3 separate regions of the Mus musculus genome follow, and regions 1 and 2 are each linked to region 3. A link is a loop called in an ENCODE intact Hi-C map of the cell type or tissue named here. Cell type or tissue: left cerebral cortex. All regions are shown on one strand.

The links. A loop is a pair of places that touch in the nucleus more often than their neighbours do. Peaks named below come from ENCODE experiments on the same cell type or tissue, not always from the same donor. Only the 100,000 strongest peaks of a DNase experiment are listed, where the experiment ranks them.
Region 1: a loop joins it to region 3, with 25 times the contacts of the local background. A loop is called at or near these places in 5 of 42 quality-filtered maps.
Region 2: it touches region 3 in a loop (6-fold over the local background); 15 of 42 quality-filtered maps call a loop at or near these places.

The regions. Positions count from the first base shown.
Region 1 is chrX:76,677,037-76,685,036 of GRCm38, reverse strand. No RefSeq gene overlaps it. Among named protein-coding and RNA genes, the nearest start is that of Cldn34d, 78 kb to the right of the region's middle. In left cerebral cortex, a CTCF peak has its summit at 3,956 (motif pointing left); a DNase peak (open chromatin) is centred at 3,957.
Region 2 is chrX:77,414,350-77,422,349 of GRCm38, reverse strand. No RefSeq gene overlaps it. Among named protein-coding and RNA genes, the nearest start is that of Tbl1x, 93 kb to the left of the region's middle. In left cerebral cortex, a CTCF peak has its summit at 4,383 (motif pointing left); a DNase peak (open chromatin) is centred at 7,999.
Region 3 is chrX:77,633,749-77,641,748 of GRCm38, reverse strand. Tbl1x (transducin (beta)-like 1 X-linked) reads right to left here. Exons shown (of 16, transcript NM_020601.2): 3 at 242-355. The coding sequence starts at 299. It overlaps Gm52447 (a long non-coding RNA gene), which reads left to right. Exons shown (of 3, transcript XR_003953113.1): 2 at 3,563-3,623. Among named protein-coding and RNA genes, the nearest start is that of Gm52447, 4.6 kb to the left of the region's middle. In left cerebral cortex, a CTCF peak has its summit at 3,453 (motif pointing right); DNase peaks (open chromatin) are centred at 2,797 and 3,496; H3K27ac peaks cover 377 bases.

The sequences.
Region 1 (8,000 bases), 960 kb after region 3:
TCTCCAGCCTCCAAACAATGAAAGGAGAGAATTTAATCCTTTGATTTTTCCTCTGATCTCCACACAGGTGAGGCCCAAATGTCCCCCTAAGCAATTTTCCTACATGCCTGTGTTCCCATACAAAAATCAATAAATGTACATCAAAAATCATGAATTCCTAGCAGCAATGACCAGTAGTTCAGTGATTATTATTGTCGTTTCTTTTTCTTTCTTTCTTTCTTTCTTTCTTTCTTTCTTTCTTTCTTTCTTTCTTTCTTTCTTTCTTTCTTTCTTTTTTATTTTTTTTTATTTTTTTTGAGACAGGGTTTCTCTGTGTATCCATGGCTGTCCTGGAACTCACTATGTAGACCAGGCTGGCCTCAAACTCAGAAATTTGCCTGCCTCTGCCTCCCAAGTGCTGGGATTAAAGGTGTGTGCCACCATAGGCGTGTGCCACCATGCCCGGCTCGCTCTTCCTTCTTTCCTTCCTTCCTTCCTTCCTTCCTTCCTTCCTTCCTTCCTTCCTTTCTTTCTTTCTTTCTTTCTTTCTTTCTTTCTTGGTATTGTCGTTTCTTGAAATACTTACTATGCTTCGAATTCATAAGCTTAGTCAACTTTATCCTGTCCCTCATTCATTCTCCAGAACCAGGTGGCTGAAAACTATGCCAGTTTTACACACACATATACACACACCAGTTGAACCCAGTCTCATTAATTTTTAATACATTTGATGTTTTCTATTTTCTTTTGTATTTTTTAATTTTTCGATTATAGCATTTCTCCCATTCCCTTTCCTCCCTTCAACCTTCTGATAAAGCCCCTCTGTTCTTTCTCAAATTTATTGCATTTACTTATAATATATATAAATTCATTTATAATACATATTATATATACATATAATATATATTATGCTTATAAAATATATTAGCAGGCTATATTTTTTCTAAATATATGAATATAACCTGCTCAGTCCATGTAACATTACCTGTATAGAATGGTTTCAGGACTTGCCATTTGGTATTGAATAAATAACTTGGGGTCTCTTCCATTGGGAAGATACTTATCTCAGTCTCAGCATTTTTTATGTGGTTATAGTTCTTTACCTATTGATGGGGCCCTGAGAGCTTTCTCCCTTTCATGTTGGCATGTCTATTGACATCATCCTTGGTTAGGCATCTTCTCTAACATTTCTATAATACAGTCTCACAGCAAAATCTTGTCCCTTGGGCTCTTACAATCTTTCAGGCCCTCTTTCACTATGACACTGAGCCTAAGCTGCATCGTAGATGTATCAATGTAGAGAACCCTAAAAACCTAAAAATAAATTTAACATATAAATCAGATATACTACTTCTTGTCACGTGTCCAATGGACTTGACATTCTACTCCACAGATAACCACTCCCTTCCTAGTAGTCAAGAATTATAAATAACCTCAATGCCCTTCAACTAACAAATGGATGATGAAAATGTGGCAACACAGACTCTGGAATAGTATTCTGATGTAAATGAAAACATATACAAAACAATCCTGAGATTCCACCTCACACCAGTCAGAATGGCTAAGATCAAAAATTCAGGTGACAGCAGATGCTGGTGAGGATGTGGAAAAAGAGGAGCACTCTCCCATTGCTGGTGGGATTGCAAGCTGGTACAACCACTCTGGAAATCAATTTGGGGGTTCCTCAGAAAATTTGACATAGTAATACCAGAAGATCCAGTAATACCATTCCTGGGGAAATACCTAGATGTTCCAAATTGTAATAAGGACACATGCTCCACTATATTCATAGCAAACTTATTTATAATAGCCAGAAGCTGGAAAGAACCCAGATGTCCCTCAACAGAGGAATGGATATAGAAAATGTGGTACATTTACACAATGGAGTACTACTCATCTACTAAAATCAATCAATTTATAAAATTCTTAGGCAAATGGATGGATCCTGAGTGAGGTAACCCAATCACAAAAGAACACACATGATATGAACTCACTGATAAGTGGATATTAGCCCAGAAACTTAGAATTCCCAAGATACAATATGCAAAACTCATGAAACTCAAGAAGGATGAAAACCAAAGTATGGAAACTTTGTTCCTTCTTAGAAGGGGGAACAAAATACCCATGAAAGTAGTTACAGAGACAAAGTTTGGAGCTGAGACTGAAGGAATGACCATCCAGAGACTGCCCCACCCTGGGATCCATCCCATATACAACCACCAAACCCAGACACTATTGCATATACCAACAAGATTTTGCTGAGAGGACACTTATATTGTCTCTTGTGAGGCTATGCCAGTGCCTGGCAAATACTGAGGTGGATGCTTACAGTTATCTATTGGATAGAACACAGGGTCCTCAATGAAGGAGCTAGAGAAAGTAACCAAGGGGCTGAAGGGGTCTGTATTCCTATAGGAAAAACAACAATATGAACTAACCAGTTCCCCCAGAGCTTGTGTCTCTAGCTGCATATGTAGCAGAGGATGGCCTAGTTGGTCATCAATGGGAGGAGAGGCCCTCCTTGATCTTGTGAAGATTCTATGCCCCAGTATAAGGGAATGCTAGGGCCAGGAAGTGGGAGTGGGTGGGGTGGGAATCAGGGTTAGGAGAGGAGGGTATAGGGGATTTTTGGAGAGGAAACTTGGAAAGGGGATAGCATTTGAAATGTAAATGAAGAAAACATCTAATTAAAAAAAAGAAAATAGATTTTTTTCACATATAACACACCGTGATTATGGTTTTCCTTTTCTCTGCTCCCCTCCATTTTGAATTGATGCTCTTTCTGACTCTCATTAGAAAACACACAGGCTTATAAGGGATTGGAATATGAGATAATATAAGATAAAACAAAAACTAACATATTGTAATAGGCACAAACAAACGACCAGAAAAAAAAAAAGAACTCAAGAAAAAGCATAATGAATAGATATAGATGCTGATACCAACTCAATCGCATACTAAGGGATCCCATAAAAACACAAAATTGGAAGTCATAAGATATACACAAATCACTTGTAAAATATAAAAGAGAATATTATATATATATATATGTATATATGAAAAAAATAACTTTAAGAAAAGCACTGGAATGATATTAGGAGAAGAGGAATCTACAGAGATGCTACTGAGATCATTTTCTGTTGACTGACTGCTGCTGGAAATGTGGCCTAACCTAAAGAGTGGTGGTTTGTTTCCCCTGTGAGACTGAGAAAATTTAAATTTCATTTTAAAGTAGTTATCAATTGGGAATAGCTTTTAGATTAGGGATGAAGTCATATATATACTTCCCCTCACAGCTCCAAGACCCACATCTAGTGCAGACCCATGTAGGCCTTGTGCATACTGCCTCAGTCTGTATGAGTTCAGAAGTGTTTCTTGTTGTCTAGAAGACCTTATTTCTTTGGTTTCCTCTATGCTCTCCAGCTCTTACAATCTTTCAGGGTCCTCTTCCATAGTGTTCCCAGAGCCCTAGGGGAATACATATGTATTTTTAATTCTGCAAAATTCTTACAACTTGGAAGGAAGCCTAACTAGCTTCATAGATCTAAAGCTCTGCAGTTGACTTTTGACTGGACACAATTCTGTTTTTCTATGTCAGGTTGTAAGTTTCAAATACTAGGAAATAACTTTTATTATAGAAACAAAGAAAATACTGAATAAAACCATCATTTAGTAATATTACATGCTAATTTGAACATTTAATATTCTTCAAAATAACTAGTTCTCTTTGCCAGAATAGATATAATTTGTCTTATCAAGTGGCTCTGTTCACATAAATGAAAAGATAAATATAAACTATTTTTACATGGAAAAAATGAGTTGCATACTTAAAGCTTGTAGACAGTTCTCTGATGTAATCATTGCATTTCTGTTACCAATACAAATTTTTATGTTCCCTTAAGCTTTGTCCCCCAATGGTAAGGCTGGTGTTGATGTATTCTACCTGCCTGTGTATAAATGAAAACCACAGGTGAACACTGCCACCTTGTGTCACACTGCTTAAACATTATTTAACTGTCCTGGAGAACTGAAATAGATTCTTTTAGCCCAAGATAGATTCTTAGCAGAGGTTTCCCTTTTGTTTTCTTTAAAAATGTCCATGTAATATATTTTCCCTGCTCCTTCCAGATCTGCCACCTCTCTATTTACTCAATTATATTTTCCTTTTTTCCATTTAAAAATATCCACAAAACGAAAATCACCCCCCAATAAAACCCAAATAGCTAGTAAGACAAAAAAAAAAAAAAAAAAAAAAAAAAAAAAGACAAAACAAAACAAAATGAAACAAAAAGCATGGGCTTGCTCCAGGGAGTGAAATACCCAGTGACACTCTATTGGAGAAAACTTATTTTCTCTTTCCAAGCAGGTATTTATCACAGATAGCTTGCTTCTTGGGTAGGGCTGAGAGCCTTTGCCCCATTCCCATTCTTAGTGCTGGGATCCCATCTGACTTGAACCTATACAGGTCTTGTTACCAGTCTTTGTGAGTTCATATGTTTATCAGTCCTGTTGTGTCTAGAAAACACTGCTTCTTGGGGTCATCCTACACCTCTGGCTCTTATGTCTTTCTACCTCCTTTTGCACATAGCTCCTTGAGCCCTGAGGAAGGGCTTTGATGAGGATCTCCATTTTAGGATTGAGTGCTCCAAAGTCTCTCACTCTCTGCAGTGTCAAGTTGTGGGTCTCTGTGTTAGTTCCCATATAGTGTAAGAAGAAGCTCAGAGATGAGTTTTAGACAGAGATAAATACTTTCTTTTATTTCTCAAAGGAAGAGGATTATAAATGTAGGTTACAGTTACTTAACATATATTCAAATGAAGATTCTGGAAAGATTCTTGTATGATCACTTCTATCTATGCAGATAATTCATACTTTCACTCTAGCAACACATTTCTTTTTCATTTTCATTGATATCATTATATAAAAATATGTTCAATTACTTCAATTTTTGGAAAGCATGATTAAAGAGTTTTTAAGTTTATGACTGGCAAGTTTATTGGACTTGAAAATGTGCAAGTCAAAACAGTTTAGGATTATAAAAGACGGAAAACCACAGGTGGCCTTACAAATGGCCTGGACTGATGTGAACCATCTAAAATGGAATTTGAAGGGCCTGAAGAGATTGCTTATTACTTATGAGCACTGGCTGTTCTTTCAGAGGACTTGGACTTGACTCCCAGCAACCCACATAGTGGCTCACAGCCATCTGTGACTCCCGAATCTGATGACCTCGGTCTCTACTGGCACCAGACATGCACATGATACACAGACATGCATATAAGCAAAGTACCATTACACGTAGAATAACAAATTTTATAAAAGGAATGGAAGAGTGGAAGAATACCTATTTATCAAGCCTGAGACCCAGGGTTCAATTCAATCCCAAGTGCCAAACCTAACCATCCAAACAAAATTTAAGAGTGTGTAGATTTGAGGGTCCCTTAGCCTGGAGTCCAGTTACTTAGCTCATGTTTGTGGCCTAATTGAGTACATGATCTGAGGGCCACTCTGTTAGAGTGGAAGGTCTCAGACCTCTTAGTTTAACAAGTTTTGTCTGAGGCCCCACTGAAGATAATGGGAATGTCTGAGGTACTTTTGAACAAACGGGGAAGTATCAGAGTGAGAAAAGTCCCAGAGTAAGGTGGGCTAAGTAAGAAGGGCATAAGAACTTCCCCTTTGCCCTAGGAAGCCTCAGAACCTCCAACTCATACAAAAGGGTCCTTAGACATGCTCCTGTGCTAAAAGAGTCTGAGACCTACCTCTTAATGACCAATGGGACCACAGACATACCTCTTCTGCCTGAAAAGGCCTTATGCCTTTTCCATCAGCTGTAAGGGTCTCAAGACCTTCATTCTAAAACTAAAAGGACCCTGACCTTCACATTTTCACACGGGGCCTAAAACTACCTTCTGTAACCAATATTTCCTCAGTCAATTCCTCTATGCTAAAAAAGGTCACGAATCTTCTCTTTCTGTCCTGAGGATCTTCAAATTTCTCCCATTGTTAAGTGGGATTTGGTCCTTCACATCTCTATCCAAGGGAGTTCTAGACCTTTTCCTCTGCTCAAAGGTACTTCAGACCTTGCTTCTTCTCAAGGAGTCTTGATGAAACCCCTCTGCCAAATGAGGCCTTAGGTCTTTCCATTTGCCTAACGAAGTCTTAGATCTTCCCCTTTGCCCTAAAGGGTCTCAGACATTCTCCTTCCAACCAAGAGAACCATATATACCACTCTTTCTTGACTTAATGGGCTGCAGATCTTCCTAGTAAAACCAAGCAGAACTCTGGCCTATTCCTCTGAACAAGGACACAATAAACTTTCCTCCTCCATAGGTTCTGAGACCTATGGTCTATTACCAAGAGGGTTTTCAAACTGTCTCCATTAAGTCATGGAAACTCACACCCTTTACATTTTCTTAAAGGAGACTTTGAGCTTCTATTTCCCCAGAGGTCCTCAGAACAAGGGTTATTTCTTGGAAGGTCATCTGAGATCAAGTATCCCAGTCTTCTCCCTCTGCCCAAAATAGGGTGTAGCCTCTGACCCATGCCTTTGACCAAGGTATTTCCAGTCTTGTTCCCTCTGAACAAGATGGCTTCAGACTTTTCCCCTCTGACCATAATGATCTGTAAAGGAATGCCTTTGACCTGCTATCTATGACTAATGGAAGAGCATAGCTTCAATTTATGCATAGAGTAGAAAGACTCCAGGAATCTATCAGTGAAAGTTGAAAGTCCATGACCATCATCTGCAGTGGGGCAAGATATGAATACTGATTCCTTGTTACGAAGTTCTAGGTTAAGTGTAAAATATTTTCTGTATTATCTGTATGTATAACAGCAGATCAGGAAGCAGCTTAAGCTTTCTTCCAGCAAACTGGATGGCAGTCTATAGTTATGTCTCCTCTTCAGATATTCTCTACTGCCCAAGTCTGTACATGAAGATTCTTGCCACTCCATTTCTTGTAACTGACTGGATTCTGGCTCCAATTTCTAAACTTAGTATTGGGAACATGAAATTAGAGTGGTCAAAGGTCTGCTGATTGGAAGAGAACATCCCTGGATACTAGGTAACAAGGAGTAAATCTTTGGCCTTCTTTGGCATTCTAGGATAATCTTGAATCTCGTTGGTCAAAAGGTAAATTTGGGAGTCTGTTTAGTCATGGGGTGAGTTCTTAGGCTCTTCTGGCAAGACATAAAAGGTTTGAGGTCCCTTAGACTAAAGAGGGAAGGCCTAAGGACCCATATGGCCCCGGGAAAGCCCTGGGGCCCCTAAAGAAAGAAAATAGTGACAATTAAGATGGCTGCTTTGGGCAGAGATGGAAATTCTGCAGCACCTCTTTTCAGAAATTAACTTTGTGTACTTGGACACAAGGAAGTCTGAGGTACCTTAAGATGAAAACATATCCCCAAAGGACCCCTGGGCAGAGAATTAAGGCTTGTGATCCTATTGTTGAGAAGATTTAGATGTATATACCACCTTTGTCATAGAGGGTACTTGTGAACCCCAAGAGGCAAAAGGGAAGATCTAAGGAACTTTTGGTGATAAGGATTGGGACATTTCTGAGGTCGTTATGGGTAAGATTGAGGGATGCAGTTTACTTTGCAAAATATATGGACACTAGTTCTTATTGGGCAAATAGATAAAGACTAATGTTCATTTGGGCACAACAGATTGGAAGTCCCCTTGGCCAGAGAGAAAAAAATCTGAGGTCAAGGATACATTATATATCCCTTTTTTCTCTTCTTTTCTTTTCTTTTCTTTTCTTTTCCTTTCCTTTCTTTTCTTTTCTTTTCTTTTCTTTTCTAAAATGCTTGTTGGAACCTTTTCTAAAGAAAAAAAGTGGTCCTCAGACTTATCTCTTATGGACAAAATACCAGCAGAACTTCACCTTTGATCAGAGGTGGGAGGTGATGACTTCTTAGGCATAGGAGAGTTGTATTAAGGACCTCACTGTATGAGGAACCTGAGTACCCCTTGGTAGAGAAGGTAACTCTGAGGCCCCCTTGGTCTGTGTACTGGCTAG
Region 2 (8,000 bases), 220 kb after region 3:
CATGTCTGCTCCTTAGAGTCCAATTTCTACTCTGTGCTTTGAATTCGGTGACATTTGACTTAAAAAGAAAACACATTCAGAAAGTTCTGGGTTGGAGAGCATTGAGCTGAGCCACCACATTTTTGTATATGAGAAGCAGAAGCTACAAAAATTGCTTCTTACAGATAGAGTTTTCAAGTGGATTTAAAGGTCTCACTTGTATGTCATGGATGTACTAGAGAGGTGGCAGGTATTTTTCTGTGTCCAGGACTAAGGAAGCTCTGATGGAAGACTTTCACTGAGGCATTTAATCTGCTATGGATGGTATTCCTAGGGTCTTGGTTAGCCAAACCTGTCATCTCAATGTAGAATAAAAATAACCACATACAACATAGAAACAAACAACAAAAATTATTCAGGGTTCTTTAGAGGAACAGAATTTATAGAATTAATACATATTTGCATATATATACACATACATACACACATACACATATTTGGTACACACAGGCATATATATAGGATCTTCTAGAGTGGGTTACAGGCTGTGGTCCAGGTTAGTTCAATAATGGCTGTCTACCAGTGGAAGGTCCAAGAATTGTTCAGTCCACGAGGCTTGATGTCTCAGCTGATAGTCAATATATACCTGAATTCCAAAAAGTAGGCTCTATTGCCCATGAAGGAATGGACTTGCCAGTGAGAGAGTAAGAGCAAGTAGGCAAGGAGCAAGCTTCCTTCTTCCAAGCCCTTTATATATAAACTGTAAGTAGAACCTGTGGCTCAGAGTAAAGGTATATCTTCCCACCTCAAAACAGCTAACTGAAAAATGGGTCTCCCTATTTCAAATGATTTAATCAAGAAAAAAAAATCCCTCAGAGGTGTACCCAGCCACTTGGTTTTAGTTAATTCCACATATAGTCAAGTTGACAACCAAGAATTAGCTATCACATGGGTTAAATGCCTATAAAAGTTTATTGGCAAAACCAAGGTAAGTCCTGATTTGGCTTGTGAGCGTCATCTGCAGGGACTTTCAGGATTAAAAAAAATAATTAAAAACTTTAAAATTATACTTATTTATGTTTGTGTATGCATATGTTGGTCAGAGGACACCATGTGGTTTCTGGGGATCAAACTTAGATTGTCAGGCTTGGAGGCAAGAGGCCCTACCTATGGAGCTATTCTACTGATCTCTTTTTCATATATATATTTTGAAACAGCATCTTTGGTGTACCTTCACCTTACTGATTCGAACATAGCAAGAATATATTTTATATGTTTAATTAAAATAAATAATTTTCTTTTGGGATAGAGCCTCATGTGATTATCTGATGGCCTTGAACTCCATATATAGCTAAGAATGACCTTTAATTCCTGATCCTCCTGCCTCTACCTCCTGAATGTTCGATTATAGGTATATACCAGAAAGCCTTGTCACACACTAGACAATCTCTCTACCTATGAGATACGCCCCCAGCTTAAGAAAAGTTTTTTAAAGGGACAGTATAGCCAAATTGTTCAGCTACTGAAAAATGTGTTTCTAGATGCTGTCTTAATTGTTATGAATAAAGGAGAAGGGGATGTGGATACAGCTCTGTGGTAGAGTGCCTGCTTAGTACTAGCCAGGCTCTGTGTTCCATCCCCAACACCACAAACCAAACCAACAAGACCCCAAAGAAATAGAGGAGAGAAACTGGGCCTAACAGAAGTGATAGAGATAAAGCCACCCCAGCAGGGGATTTGGATTGTTGATATAATGAAAGAAAGGGATTTTCCCAGAGAGTTGTGGAAGTGCTAAATCTCCTCTTTCTTCACCTAATTACAGTCTCATATATATATATATATATATACACACACACACATACACACACACTGTAAACTGGCATGTTGTCATTCAGAGGAACTGTGATGGGGGAAAATGTCCTGAGATGTCACAGCTGCTCACAATCATGTTTAAATCAAACCAAACCAAAAACCAAACCAAAAGCCAAATCAAACTAACCCCCACCCCCAGCAAAAGATAGAAATATATTTCTTAGAGATAGAGTGGGGAAGTTTTCACATAGCAGAAAGTGAAATCCCAGGAAAATTTTAAATTGAAGTTTGATTTATCACTGGCTTCATGCTTTCTCCTCAGTACAGAGAGAAACAGGAAACAATTTATGTCCTATGAGTTCTGCAGCCTATGAATCATGTAGAAGAAGCATTGCTGTCCAGGTTGCATTTTGTTTCATTTCAAAAGTAAAAGTTTCCAACACGTGGCCTGTTCCTTCAAGGAAAATGGGGAGGGGAGAAGGAATGGGGCGGGGGCATTTTCCTTCTGTTTCATTATTCATTGATTTGTCAGTATGAGAAAGCCTTACTGTGCGCTTAGGTACTTCTCTTAGCATGTGACATACATATGTTTATCCTCAAAATTATCCTTTGAGCATTGCTACCACACAGAATTCTTAGGGAAAATATAAAAAGTTTAGGAACAAATTTTGTTTCATTCTGTAATTAAAATATGCATCATTGAAACAGCTTCCCGATAAATTATCAATGTGAAAATTCCCAAGAACTAGAATAATTTCTAAATTATTTGTTGTGTTTTAGAAATTGATAGATTAAAAACAATATGGCACCACTGTCAAAATAATGCCTTAAAGTGTTCTAGGAACATCCCAGTTACAATTCCAGGGGACTCCTACTTCTTTTCTTCAAATCTGCCCCATACCCACAATGCAGGTAGGAGCATCCTAGAGGGATCAGGAACTGACAACCTTTCCTTTGGTGATTCCTTGGGTACTTCTTTGCCTTTTTTCTTTTTCATTTTCTTTTTCTTTTTCTTTTTTTTCTTCTTTTTTTCTTTTTCTTTTTTTCTTTTTCTTTTTCTTTTTTAACAGTGTCTCTCACTGGCCTGGAATGTGCAAATCAGGCTAGGGTGTCTGGCAAGTGAGCCCCAGGGTTCCATCTGTCTTTGCCTCCCTAGCTCTGATCTCATAAGTGTGCACCACCACACCCAGGTTCCTAGTCAACCCCCTGCACTCTCCCTCTCTCCCTTTTTCTTTCCTTCCTTCCTTCCTTCCTTCCTTCCTTCCTTCCTTTCTTCCTTCCTTCCATGTATGCATATGATGGATATGTGCATGCGTATTTCTATGTGTATTCTTGTGTGTGAATGTGAGAATGCAGGTGACATGGAGCGTGTGTAGACTTCAGAGGACAACCTAAGGTGTGAGTTCTCACCTTTCACCTTGTTTATGACAGGATCTCTTTGGTGTTTGCCACTGCATATACCAGGCTATCTAGTCTTCCAGTTTCTACACAGCTGGCTTTACATTATTCAGGGGATTCAGATACTCACACTGTCAAGCATTTCACTGACTGAGCCATCTCCCCAGTCCTCAACAATTTACAGTTAAAAAACAATTGCATTGTTCCCCGTGTTTTCTTTTACAAACAAGGTCACTGGAAATGGCATCAATTTATATCAAAACACTTCATTGTTATTTGAAAACAGTTTCCTTATATTTACACACCTGATGCAACCTGAAGACACCCCCAGCTTTGAGATGCTCATTCAAATAGCAGAGCCTGGATTAAACAAACGTCTACAAGGCAAAAACTAAGCATTGCCTGGGTGATTCCTTTGTCGTTCATTGTCAATGGGTTCCCAGGCTTGGATGTGGTCTTAGTGGACCCATGTGATAATAGTATCTGTTAGGAGATACACTGTGAATGCTAAACCTGATAAAATCCAAGTTTTCCTATCATTGCTTGCTATATAGGTTCAAAACATAGACCCTTTTGGTAAGTTAGTAAAATACCAAGAAGAATAATTATTGGGTATAAAAATAGCAAAAAAGACCAGTAGGTAAGGTAGTTAAAATTCCTTTGCAGTACAGCCTATGAAATCTTCCTTTCCTTTATTGATGACCCCACATAGTATTCCACCACCACCAGGCCCCCCCACCCCCCGCCGATTCTTTTTGTGATGGTAAGCTGTGGTGTAGGAGCAAACACAATCCACAATTCCTTAAAATCAACTTGACATTGTGTGTGTGTGTGTGTGTGTGTGTATGTGTGTATTGCTTATCTATGCATTCTTGTGTGTGAAGGTCAGAGGTTGACATTGGGAGTCTTTGTCTTATATCTCCACCCTATTTTTTTTTTTTTTGAGACCACATATCTCACTGTTTCAGTTAGGTAGACCATCAAGCCACCAGAGATTGGCTTGACTTTGCTTCATGGTGACAGTTCTTTCAGTTACAGGTACAAATCCCCACATCCAGCTTTTGTGTGGGCACAGGTGATCTGAACTCAGGTTCTCCTGTTAACAGAAATAACACTTCATTCACTCAATCATCTGCCCAAAACCCCTAAGTTTTCCTCTTGTTCAGTTTATGTGCTGCCACCTGTTGGTCCCAAGTGACCTTGTTCATCACACTAATGTGGGAATCCAGGTCCATGGAGATGAGGGAGAAATGACAATCCTAATGGGCTCCTAGGGCAGCTCTCTAGAATTTTGTGTCTTTTACTGTATTAGTTACTTTTTTGCTGTTTTGACCAAATACCAGATAAGAATCAGCCCCTATACCCAGGGACATGGTTGAGAAAGAAAGAGGGCTTATGATGGACACATTCCTGTGACTCCACAGAGTTTTCTTATTTTGGGCAGGGACAGGCAGGGCAGAGAGGTCAAGGGTGGAATGAAGATCTGAGAACAACCTCTCTTTTCAAATAATAGAAATGGTGATATATGGCAATACATTATGATAAAATATCTTTTACATCCTAAGAGACTAGAATTTTTGCTGGACCTGACAGCCAGAGTTAATACACCTTGAGGTCACTTAAAACTGCTTTCCTACTGTGTACTCAGCCCATTTGATTAACCTGGCTGTAAGAAGAGAACAATGTAGCAATCAACCTTACTTACCTTGACTTTCCCATATGACCAATTTTTACAACCTAAGCTAAAGCATAGCTATAATCTTAAACTATGCAATCTTCCATGCCCCTGACCCAGAACAATGCATGTATATCATTTGCTGAAAGCAGCAAATACAGAAGCGAAAACAACCTTCTAAGATGAATATCCAGAATAAATGTTAAACATAAGATTTGGATATTAGCTGACAAACAATGATGCTTGTAGTATTGTTTGTTATCTTGTCAGTTGGGGTCAGTTGGAACTAGTGACTTAATCCCTTGTAAAACTCTGTGAAAGATCTCTGTAAATTATTACTCATTCCTTCCCCATGTGATGCTTTCTCTGTTATTCAATAGAAAGGGTGCAGTCCTTTGTTAGGGACATATAGAGTCTCTCTGTCTCTGACTCTCTGTCTGTTTTTGTCTCTGTCTCTCTCTCTTACACACACACACACACACACACACACACACACACACACACACACACACACTGGGGCAGGGGTAGCCACAGACATAGATAGAGATTCACAAGACAGCCTTCAGGCAGGCATAGATTCAGACTCATACAACAAACAAAGAATGGAAGACATGGGGAGCTTGATGGAGAGAATTCAAATCTGGACTAGGTTAAGTAAGTCCAAGGGGAAGTACATTTATTTCTGTCCTTAATGCAATACTGATGTATTATTGGTGACTTGGAATTGGTCACTTATGGGGATGGTTGTAGTAACTGGAGGAAGAGAGTAAGACAGAGATTTGAATAGCCCTAGAACTTCTTTAATCCAAGCATGTATTAACAGACCAAAGACATTATATACCTGTTATCAAATGAAAAATCATTTGTCAGATGAACACATGGTGTTCAAAGTTGCTTTAACAGTTTGGGGTAGGCTTGTTCCTGGGTTTTGTGGAGTCTATTGTGTATATTGAACGCCTGTAGGTCTATGAAGTTTGAGGAGGCTTTTTATGAGTGTGTGTATGTATGTATGTATACATGTGTGTGGAGACCAGAGGCTGAATGTCATTATGAACCCCTCTATCTTATTCTTTGAGACAGAGCCTCTCATTGAACCACCTGTCTAGGTTGGCTCACCAGAAATCCCTGCTGTCTCCACCTTGCCAGTGCTGGCTGTGGGGCTCAGTTTTTATATGGGTGCTGGGGATCAAACTCAGGTCTTCATGGTTGTGTAGCAAATCCTTTACTGACCAAACAACTTAACCAGCCCTGAGTAGAGTCCTTGAAAGGAAGAAAGAAAGAAAGCTTGGTGTTGTGTTCTGTTTCTGATCTGGATGTTTATAACTATGTCAGACCACTACATGGCCAATAATACTTACCTTAATCAATTCTAGTATCTCTGTGTATTGATGGAGGAATGAGCATGGATATTCAAGCCTCTCATTAAAATAATGTTTTTAATTTGTTTTTGTTTGTTTGTTTAATTAATTAATGAATTAATTATTTTTTGAGGCAGGATTTCTCTCTGTAGCCCTGGCTGTCCTGGAACTTGCTCTGTAGACCTGGCTGGCCGCAAACTCAAGTATCCACCTGCCTCTGCCTCCCAAATGCTAGGATTAAAGGCATGTGCTATTACATCAGGCCAGCCTAAAATGATGTAATACTTGCATGTACCCATACCCAATTGTTTTTTTTTTAAACTTGTTTTGCAATGTTAGGGATGAACTCACATGTTCACACATACTAAAGAAGTGCTCTGGGCTGGAGAGATGGCTCAGTGGTTAAGAGCTCTTCCAAAGGTCCTGAGTTCAAATCCCAGCAACCACATGGTGGCTCACAACCATCCAAAATGAGATCTGATGCCCTCTTCTGGTGCATCTGAAGATAGCTACAGTATACTTAGATATAATAATAAATAAATCTTAAAAAAAAAGAAGTGCTCTACTCTGAGCTATATATCTGACTACATGAGTTAGGTTTCTAGTACCCATGTCATGTGGTTCACAATCATTTGCAACTCTAGCTCCAGGGGATTTGATGTCCTCTTTTGATTTTCATGGCGTTATACTCATGTGTATAACCATACATATACATATTTAAAAATAAAATAAATAATTTTCATGGAAAAGGACTTGTGGTGGTTTGGTGCTTGGCCCATGAGAAATGTCACTATTAGGAGGTGTGGCCTTGTTAGAAGAGATATGGCCTTGATAGAGGAAGGGTGTCACAGTGGAGGCAAGGCTTTGAGGTTTCATATATTTGCTCAAGTCTGGTCAGTGTGACACAGTCTCCTCCTGGCTGTCTTCAGATCAAGATGTAGACTTCTCAGCTATTCCAGCACCAAGTCTGCCTGAACACTGCCATGCTTCCTGCTATGATGATGATGGACTGAACCTCTGAAATTGTAAGCGAGACCTAATTAAATGTTTTCTTAGATAAGAATTGCCTTGGTCATGGTGTCTCTTCACAGCAATAAAACCCTAACTAACACAGGATCCTTCACCAGTTAGTCTAAATCATGTGTTCCTCCACAAAACCCCTTCATGATGCACCTAGCTCTCAAGATGACTATGACCAACCACCTGACTTTATGACTACCATATGGGATTCTGTTTTCATACCTCTTCACAAATAATTTATAATGAATGAAGTTAATTTGGAAATTCAGGACCATTGAATTTTTCGTGACTTTACAAGTTCTTTAATTTTTACTTTAAAAATTCTTTTCTAAAAAAACATGTATTTATGTATGCGTGCGCGCACACACACACACACACATACACGCAAATTCATGTATACCTCGTCTATGTAGGAGCTGGAGTTAAAGGCAATTTTGAGCTGCCTAATATGGGTGCTGGGAATCAACTTGCTGCTGAGCCATCTTGGCAGACTCAGTTTTTTTCTCTTCCTCCTCCTCCTCTTCTCTTTCTCTTCCTTTTCTTCCTCATCCTTTCCCCTCTCTTTCTCTTGTGGTCATTTCCAATGCCTTTGCCCTAAATAGTAACTAATACATGGTGAGATACTTTCTCTTGTGTGGAGATACTTTCTTTGTGTGGGATAGTAGCAGTGAATTTCAGGAAGCAAGATTTCTACACTACAGATAATGTGTAGCAACAGCTGTGTGGATGGAAAATTCCAGAGCCTTTTTTGTTGTTGT
Region 3 (8,000 bases):
CCAGAAAAGAAAGCTGGTTACTGGGGCTGGTGAGATGGCTTAGCGGGTAAGAGCACCAACTGCCCTTCTGAAGGTCCTGAGTTCAAATCCCAGTAACCACATGGTGGCTCACAGCCACCCATAATGAGACCTGATGCCCTCTTCTGGGGTATCTGAAGACAGCTACAGTGCACTTACATATAATAAATAAATAAATAAATAAATCTTAAAAAAAAAAAAGCAAGTAAAGAAAGCTGGTTACCTGATTCCTGGAGGTAGCGATATACCAGAAAGTTCACCTCGTCGCTGGTAATGCTCATCTTAGCCTCACCTTTCGGCGATGAGGTCTTCGTCTCGATCAAGTGTGAGCCACCCTCTGTTAGAAAAACATCAGAAACATTGTTTTGAATATGTTGTATGTATTTGTCTTCTGAATGTGTGTGCATTGCAGTGGGGAGGGGGTGGCGTGTGTGCTAGGGACAGATTCAGGGCCTTATTAGGCCAAGTGCTCTACTACTTTAGCTATACCCCTTTGAGATGATTTAAATACAGTATCACATACTTATTATGGGTTGACCAATTACCATCATATTGTATTATAACTAGACAGATAGATGTATGTGTATATACACATGAACATATAAATATGTGTGTATATGAAAGTTGACACAATCGAGAGTGGCCTGAGAAGAGACTCAATGAAGAACCATCTAGATCAAGCTGGCCTATGGCCATGTCTGAGAAGGAGTATCTTTTTTTTCCAACATATTTTTATTGACTATTTGGAGATTTTGAATCATATACCACTATCACATTCATTTTCTAGTCTTTCCCTGTCCACCCCCCATCCCTGTTACACCCCCAGCCAAAAAAAAATGGAATTTGTATTATCTCTAGATTCAGTAGAGCGTGGTCAAAGCCTCAGTGGCCTGGTCACTAAATGGAGACAAGTGAGTCCTTACCTTCTGGCATCCCTGCCAGAAGTTATCTATTGTGGAGGGCAACACCTCAGCATCCTATCATAGTTTTAAGAGTTCTCCTCATGGCTTCCTGTCTAGGCTATCACTATTGGGGGGGGTTATCTTCTATGCCCTCTTTCTCAACTGCCTCTAGTCATCAATATCTGTCAAAGTGGCTTATTTGTTTAAAAAGACCATGAGGACATAGATTATGGGCTTTGACATGGTTTGTAATATCAACACACCACAAACAGGGTTCCTGGGTTGCAGTAGAGCCATGGACCACAGCCCTGCGATGTAGCTGGGATCACTGACATCAACTCGGCATCCTGCCACAGCATAAACCACAGACCTCAAATTTCTTGATAGTGTTAATTGATAAGAGAAAGCCCAGCCCACTTGATTGGCACGCTGGTGGAGCGGGGTCCTGAGTGGATGAATATAAAAAAAGCAAGCTGAACACATGCACACATTCACATTCTCTTTGGCTCTTTCCTTTGAACTATCTGCTTCAAGTTCTTGTCTTGATTTCTCCTCAATGATGGGCTATATCATGAAATTCTAAGCAAAACAAACCCTTTCTCTCTTAAGCTGGTTGTGTATGTGTGTGTATGTACACACACACACACACACACACACACACACACACACACGCGCGTGTGTGTTTCTATCTTCCAGGCAAAATGTTTTCCCAAAAAGAGAAAAGCTGGCATATATTTTAGGGTCAGGATATGAACCATACCAGGGAAGCCAGATTCAAGGTCAACATAGAGTACAATCAGCTGATTTTGTATTTAGTCAGTGAAACCACAGTGCATTATAATTCAGAATGTGCATGGTAATGGAACCTACACACATGGAACCCTGAACCGACGTGGGCAGATGTGGCTGGATCAGTACTTTACCATACAGAAGACACCTGAGCAGACTGGTAGTGATGTCAAGTCTTCCTTGGAAGAATGACAAGTGTGGTCCTGGGGAAATATGCATCACAGTGTCATCTCTTGGAGAAGTTTAAAGGGGTCTTCACCATAAACTTAAAGGTCACTCTATATACAGGATATGAGAAGCCCCAAGGGTGGTGAACAGGTGTGGGGTCAAGTAGCTACACATGTCACCTTGACATTACTTCTGTGTCAGGGCTCCAAGTAAAGAAAGAGATGCAGGAAACATGGGGGGACAGAGATCTCATGGAAATGACTATGCTACACCAACCAGTTAAGACTGATGAATGAGTGAGAAGAAAATACATTGCATACATGTATAAATCTTTCAAGAAACTAATAAAATACATATATAAAAATGCTTATCTTCCTTTGTTGATACTAATGTATTTGTGCAAACATTGCCACAAAACTATGACCTGCGATTTCTACTTGGTACCTTAGAGGGAAGAAATAGACTCAGTAAATAGCTATAAATTCACATTGAAAGCTAACAAAAATATAACTTAAAGAAGTTAGAAAATGCAAACATATGTGTAGAAAAAAAAAAAAACGGTACCTGAGCATACCAGCAGACTTGGTAAGGCTGAGTAATGTCATAATGATGAAAGTCCTAGCTGCAGTGACAGGCTTACAGTCTCAGGGTTTCTCTACATCCCACACAGCTACAAACATCTGATTTTTCTATCAACAACTTGTTATGGGATGGCAGAAGTCATATTGCATTATTATAGTGACAGAAAGAAAATAATTTGAAAAATGGCCAATCAAAGGAAACAGCAATGCAGAGAGCCACACTGGCCATCTCTAGCCACATACAAGTGGAAATCCAGCTCTCATTTAACACATGACCAATTAGTAGGAGAGCACCCACTTCAGCTTGAAGCTGAGAGTCTCCAAGAAATGTTTGGCAACCCTCCTGGTTACAAATAAAAGGGAGCATTTGTTATGCTCATAGAAATGCTCAGCCCCAAACAGAATAGGGAAGATGTTTCATCTGAGTTTATTTTCTTGCCTGAACTAGTTTTTAATGGAGACACCTTCAAGTAGTTGATGGGAAGTCTTTGAAGTTGGGACTGTACAGGAATGGAAATAATGAAAGTAACTTAATTCTATCTGGAGTTGAAGCCACAACTAAATCAATTCCCCCCTCCCTCCTTCCCTGCTTTTGAAAAAAAAAAAAGTTGATGACATCTCTGAACCTCTTGCACTAGAAATAAGTGTCAACAGAAATAATAATTGGGTTATAGATCTCAAGAAATTAAGAGAACATTATGTCTGCTGTTTTTGTTTTCTTTTTAAGACTTTAAGGTTGCAGAAATTCCCTTTCCTTCACAAAACAGGTCAAGATTCAGTATCCACAGATGGTTAAGTGACTTATTTATTACCGGTTTTCATGTGTGCTTACAGTATCCAATAGCTATTATTCCTGGGGAAACAAGAGGGTTGCTCAAAATCAACAAGATCTAAATTGCTATGCAGTATCTTTAAAAATGGAAACCTGAGGCTTCCCTAGTTCAGAGAGATGGTGCTGCTTTAAGGATACAGAGAACGAATTCATTACTTGCCACAAGAGGGCAGTTTTGTTCTGCAGTGAAGACGATGGTACAAGGTACTCATATTTTAGTGTGGGTAATACATCTGACACGTCATTATATGGCAAAAATTCTCCTTTCACAGCTTGTCCCATGATTCAGAGAACTTTTATGGCCATGACAAGATGCCTGTGTTTCTCAGAGAGGTAAGAAAGTATCTTGTTCCTGCTATTAGCATGCTGTTTTTTATGCTGGAAGAGTCTGAGGTAAAAGAAATTATCTGCTGAGACTCAGGACTCTGTCCTATTTCCATGAGAACCCAAAACAGCCAACCACAGAGGATGAAAAATGGTCTCAATGTACCCCCCTTCCATGAAGAGCAGGAAAGACAAACGTTACATGCATATATGAATACTAAATAAGTTTTCATAAGGTGTCCGTTTCTCTGCTGAATTAGTCTTAGCAGCTCATAAATCCCTGGCTTTTTTTCCATAATAAGGTCTCTAAGTTACATTTATTTTCATTTCATAATTGGTAGCTACCTTAAGACAAAATTCTTTTCATTAATAAGTAGTCAGCCTTGGAAATTTCCTCATGACAACAGACTGATACAGTGACACTTGAGGTCCTCTCTCTGTAAATGTCTTTCCTGTTCTACTATAGATACTCCTTTGTTTGTACATTGGATTAACAATGGGAGAAGGGAAGGAAATACACAAAAAGATGGTCAGTGTGCATTTTATAGTTTGATCCCAATTGTGAAAATATGCAAATAAGTAAAGGCTGGGAAGAAATATAACACAGTGGAATAATATGCAGCCATTAAAACAATACTTAGGAGAAAAATGCCTATGACAGCGTTAGGCAGAAAAACCAGGTGAGGGTTGGGGAGATGGCTCAGTGGGGAAAGTGCCTACTATGTGAACATGAGGACTTCGGGTCAGATTCCCAGTACCTATTTAAAGGATTGGCATGTGGTGTGTAACCTCAGGGCTGTGGCTCAGAGATAGGCAGAGATGGGATTTGATGGTTAGTAGGCCTTTCAAAGGATCAAACTTCAGGTTCAGTGAGACTCAAAGAATAAATGTGGAGAAGCAGTGGAGCACATGACATGGACCTCTGGCTTCCACATGTGCCTGCTTATATGAGCAAACACACCCCTAAACACACATGCATCCTTCACCTCTCATGCACAAATCAGTCAGCAGAAATAGGTGATGTGCGCATGGTACTACATCTTGTTTTGTGTTTTTACACCCTCCTGATCATTCATAACTAGGTCTATATGGACAGTTATGTTGCATTTATATATCTGTGTGTGTTTTTGAACTTTTCACTTTGTATTTTTGTATTGTAAAAATGAACTGGATTACATTTATTAAAATATAATTAAAATCTGGCAAAGACTTAAATACAGGGTTGAGAAAAGAGAGTTTTCTGTTAGAAAAAGAACTCTGGTTTTCAAATGAGATTATTTTCAGCAAAAGGCATGCCAAAGAGGGATGTATTGTGCCTGGCTGCCTTACTGGATTGATTAAAATGTGCCCTCCTAAGGTTTTCCGCTAGACCCCGTGTGCACAGCCATGACAGAAGGTAATGTTACACAAAAGGAATGCAGAAGGCAGACCCAGAAGTAAATATTCTTGGACATGTTTATGTGGTTAAGAGCAGACATCTGCTGTGGAAGTCCACTTCACAGTAGTGAAGGATATGCACAAGCCAAGCAGTAAGACTTTCTTAAAATTTCTCCCCCGAGACTGGTAAATCAGGTGGCTTGGACAATACCAACACACAGGACCAAGCCTATCTAGGAACCAGGCTCAGCTCTAATTGTTGAGGCTTGGCGCCTCCTTTACCTCAGCTTCACTGCCTAAAGTGACACACATTTCAAAATATATCATATCTGGGGACCAAGTATTCAAGTACATGAACCTGTTGGGAGCATTCACATCCTAACCCTGGAAAGCCTCTTTTCTATACCTGTATACACAGGCACTAAGTTTTGTTGATTAAGTGTTTAGCAGTTTAAATTCCACAGTCAAAAGACTGATAACATTTTTGTGGTTTTATTTTATTGCTTGTTTGTTTTTTGAGACAGGGTCTTGTTTATATACACCAGGCTGGCCTTAAACCAATTTCCTATCTCAGCTTCCTGAGTCCTGGGTGAAAGGAGTACATCACTATAGCTAGTTCGAGACTGATAACACTTTGTGTGGTGTTTGTGTAGAGTATGTGTGTAGGCACGTATGTGTGTGCACGTTTGGAAGCCAGAGGTAAGAAATAGATGCTGGTCTCTTGTTCTCTGCCTTAATTTTTGGCGCAGGTTATCTCAGTGAACCTGAAAGTTTCCATTTGGGGTAGACTGGGTGGTCAGTGAGGTTCTAGGATCTACTAGTTTCTCCCCTGCCTCAGCACAAGGTTTACAAGTGAGTACATAACACTATCACATGACCAGAAGACAGAGGAGGGAAGAAGAGAAGCCATTTAGTGAGCTCAGTAGGCCATGCCTCTTAAATATCCACTGCCCAACTGCTTCTAGCACCTGAATCCTTGGGGGCAACACACTAAAATCGTTGTATTGAGTATTCACTGCACCCAATTTTTACTTGGGTATCAGGAATCCACTCAGGTCGCTTATGGTCACACGAGAGGCACTTTTCCATCTGAGCTATCTTCCTGGCCCCAAGACTGATTAATACCTGAAATGTAAAATAAAATAAAAAGGCAATAGCAGCAGTGAGCAGGGTCCCTCAATCTCAGTCCTGATACTAGGTATCATATCAAGGTCCTATCTTGTGGAGCCTGTCTCTGAGAGTCGAGATTTTATCTCCAATTCAAAACAGCTACAACAGATGAGAGAGAAACCACTGTGTTTCACCAGCTTGAGATTAGCAACCCAGCACCTATCACCAGAGTTTATATACATAAACTGATTGGCATTCAGCAAGTTCAAATGGCTTCAACATAGGTTCCCTGACCCACAAGACATAAACCATTAGAAGATGCTTGCTCATCACTATGGACTGAATACAACAGTTTGAGTGTGTCCCCCAAGAAGTGACATGTTGACATGAGTGTGGTAGTAGAAATTTAAAAGGCAAGGTCTCCTGAGGTCACAGACTGGCCCCTACCCCTTCTCTGTGTCCTAGTGTTGTGATGTAATCCCTCTTAGCAGTGCGATGTGATGACAATGAAGAGAGTGAAGCTACAGGGCCCTCATATGAGCCAGACCTACCTATATATGATGTTTGGACTTTCAGGCTCAAAAACTGAGTTAAACAAACTTCTATATTTGAGTAAGTAGCCAGCCTCACACAATTCCTTTAGTAACAAAAAAACCCAGCCTAATTCAATGACACCTCCACCCCAAATCTCTCTGGTCTTTCCTAGTCTAAGGCAGGTTTTTTCATTTCTACAACAGAAAGCAATTGATTTTTACTAGAACAAGACCCACAATATTTCAGTCATTTTTAAATTTACTTTTCTGTAAATCTAAAAAACTGCCTGCTCTGGAAAATGATACCCTGAATACTGGCATGCAAGAGTTTGCATGGACATGGTTTTATTCTTTGGTGTATTTATTTTGAAGTAGAGACTTTTGGCCATATAATAGTTCTAGATCTGGACTAGTGAAGAACTATTAATCCGTTTTAAAGCAGCTACTATATCCATCAATATTTTGGGAGCTTTAATTTTTATTATTTTATGCGTGGGGGTGTTTTGTCTACATGTATGTCTGTGTGCTACATGCATGCCTGGTGTCCACTAGAAGAGACCATCAGATACCCTGAAACTGGAGTTACAGATGCTTGTGAGCTGCCAAGCTCGGGGATGGGAATCAAACCTGAGTCCTTCGGAAGAGCTTTATGTTCTGGAAGTGATATAATAAACATTGTGATATTTTTTAAAAAGTGGGTCAGAGTTACTAAAAGCCATTAAAATGTAGCTGAACATTTAAATATGTGCAAATAAAACAAAGCCCTCAAATCAAAAGGAACAATTATTTACTTCCTTGCTTGTTTATTTACTATTCTGTTACAGTGCTCAGGATGAAACCTGGGGCTACATCCACGATAAGCAGATGCCTTACAGCTGTGCTGTACCCCTAACCACTTCCTAGCATACTTTGGATGTGTATTTCAAGTGATCAGTTGGCACACACACCACTCTCTGCAGTCTGGTAAATCCTGGCCTGTGACTAGATTTATGCAGGGGAATCTGCATGAACTTTCTACAAAATTTCAAAGTTAGTCAGCAAGTCAGTCTGCAGACAGACATAATTCATATTCACAAACTAATGAAGCAGTGAATTCACATGTGGGATACAAATAAAGATACACTCCTGGGTCCCATTCTAGTAAAAGTGGCAGTTTACTTGTAGCTCATGATATTGACAAGAAAGATTTTTGAGTGTTGTCTCCTCACAGTAACACTTGGAGAAGTTTATTTTAGCTCAGCCAAAATCCAAAACTCTTAGAGGGTCATCTAAGGTGAAAAGTAAGTATGAAAGCCCCAGTAGGCTGCTGATGTTCCAGCCTTCCCTCTCTCCTTCAATTTCAGCTGAAGTACCTGCAATTTCTTTA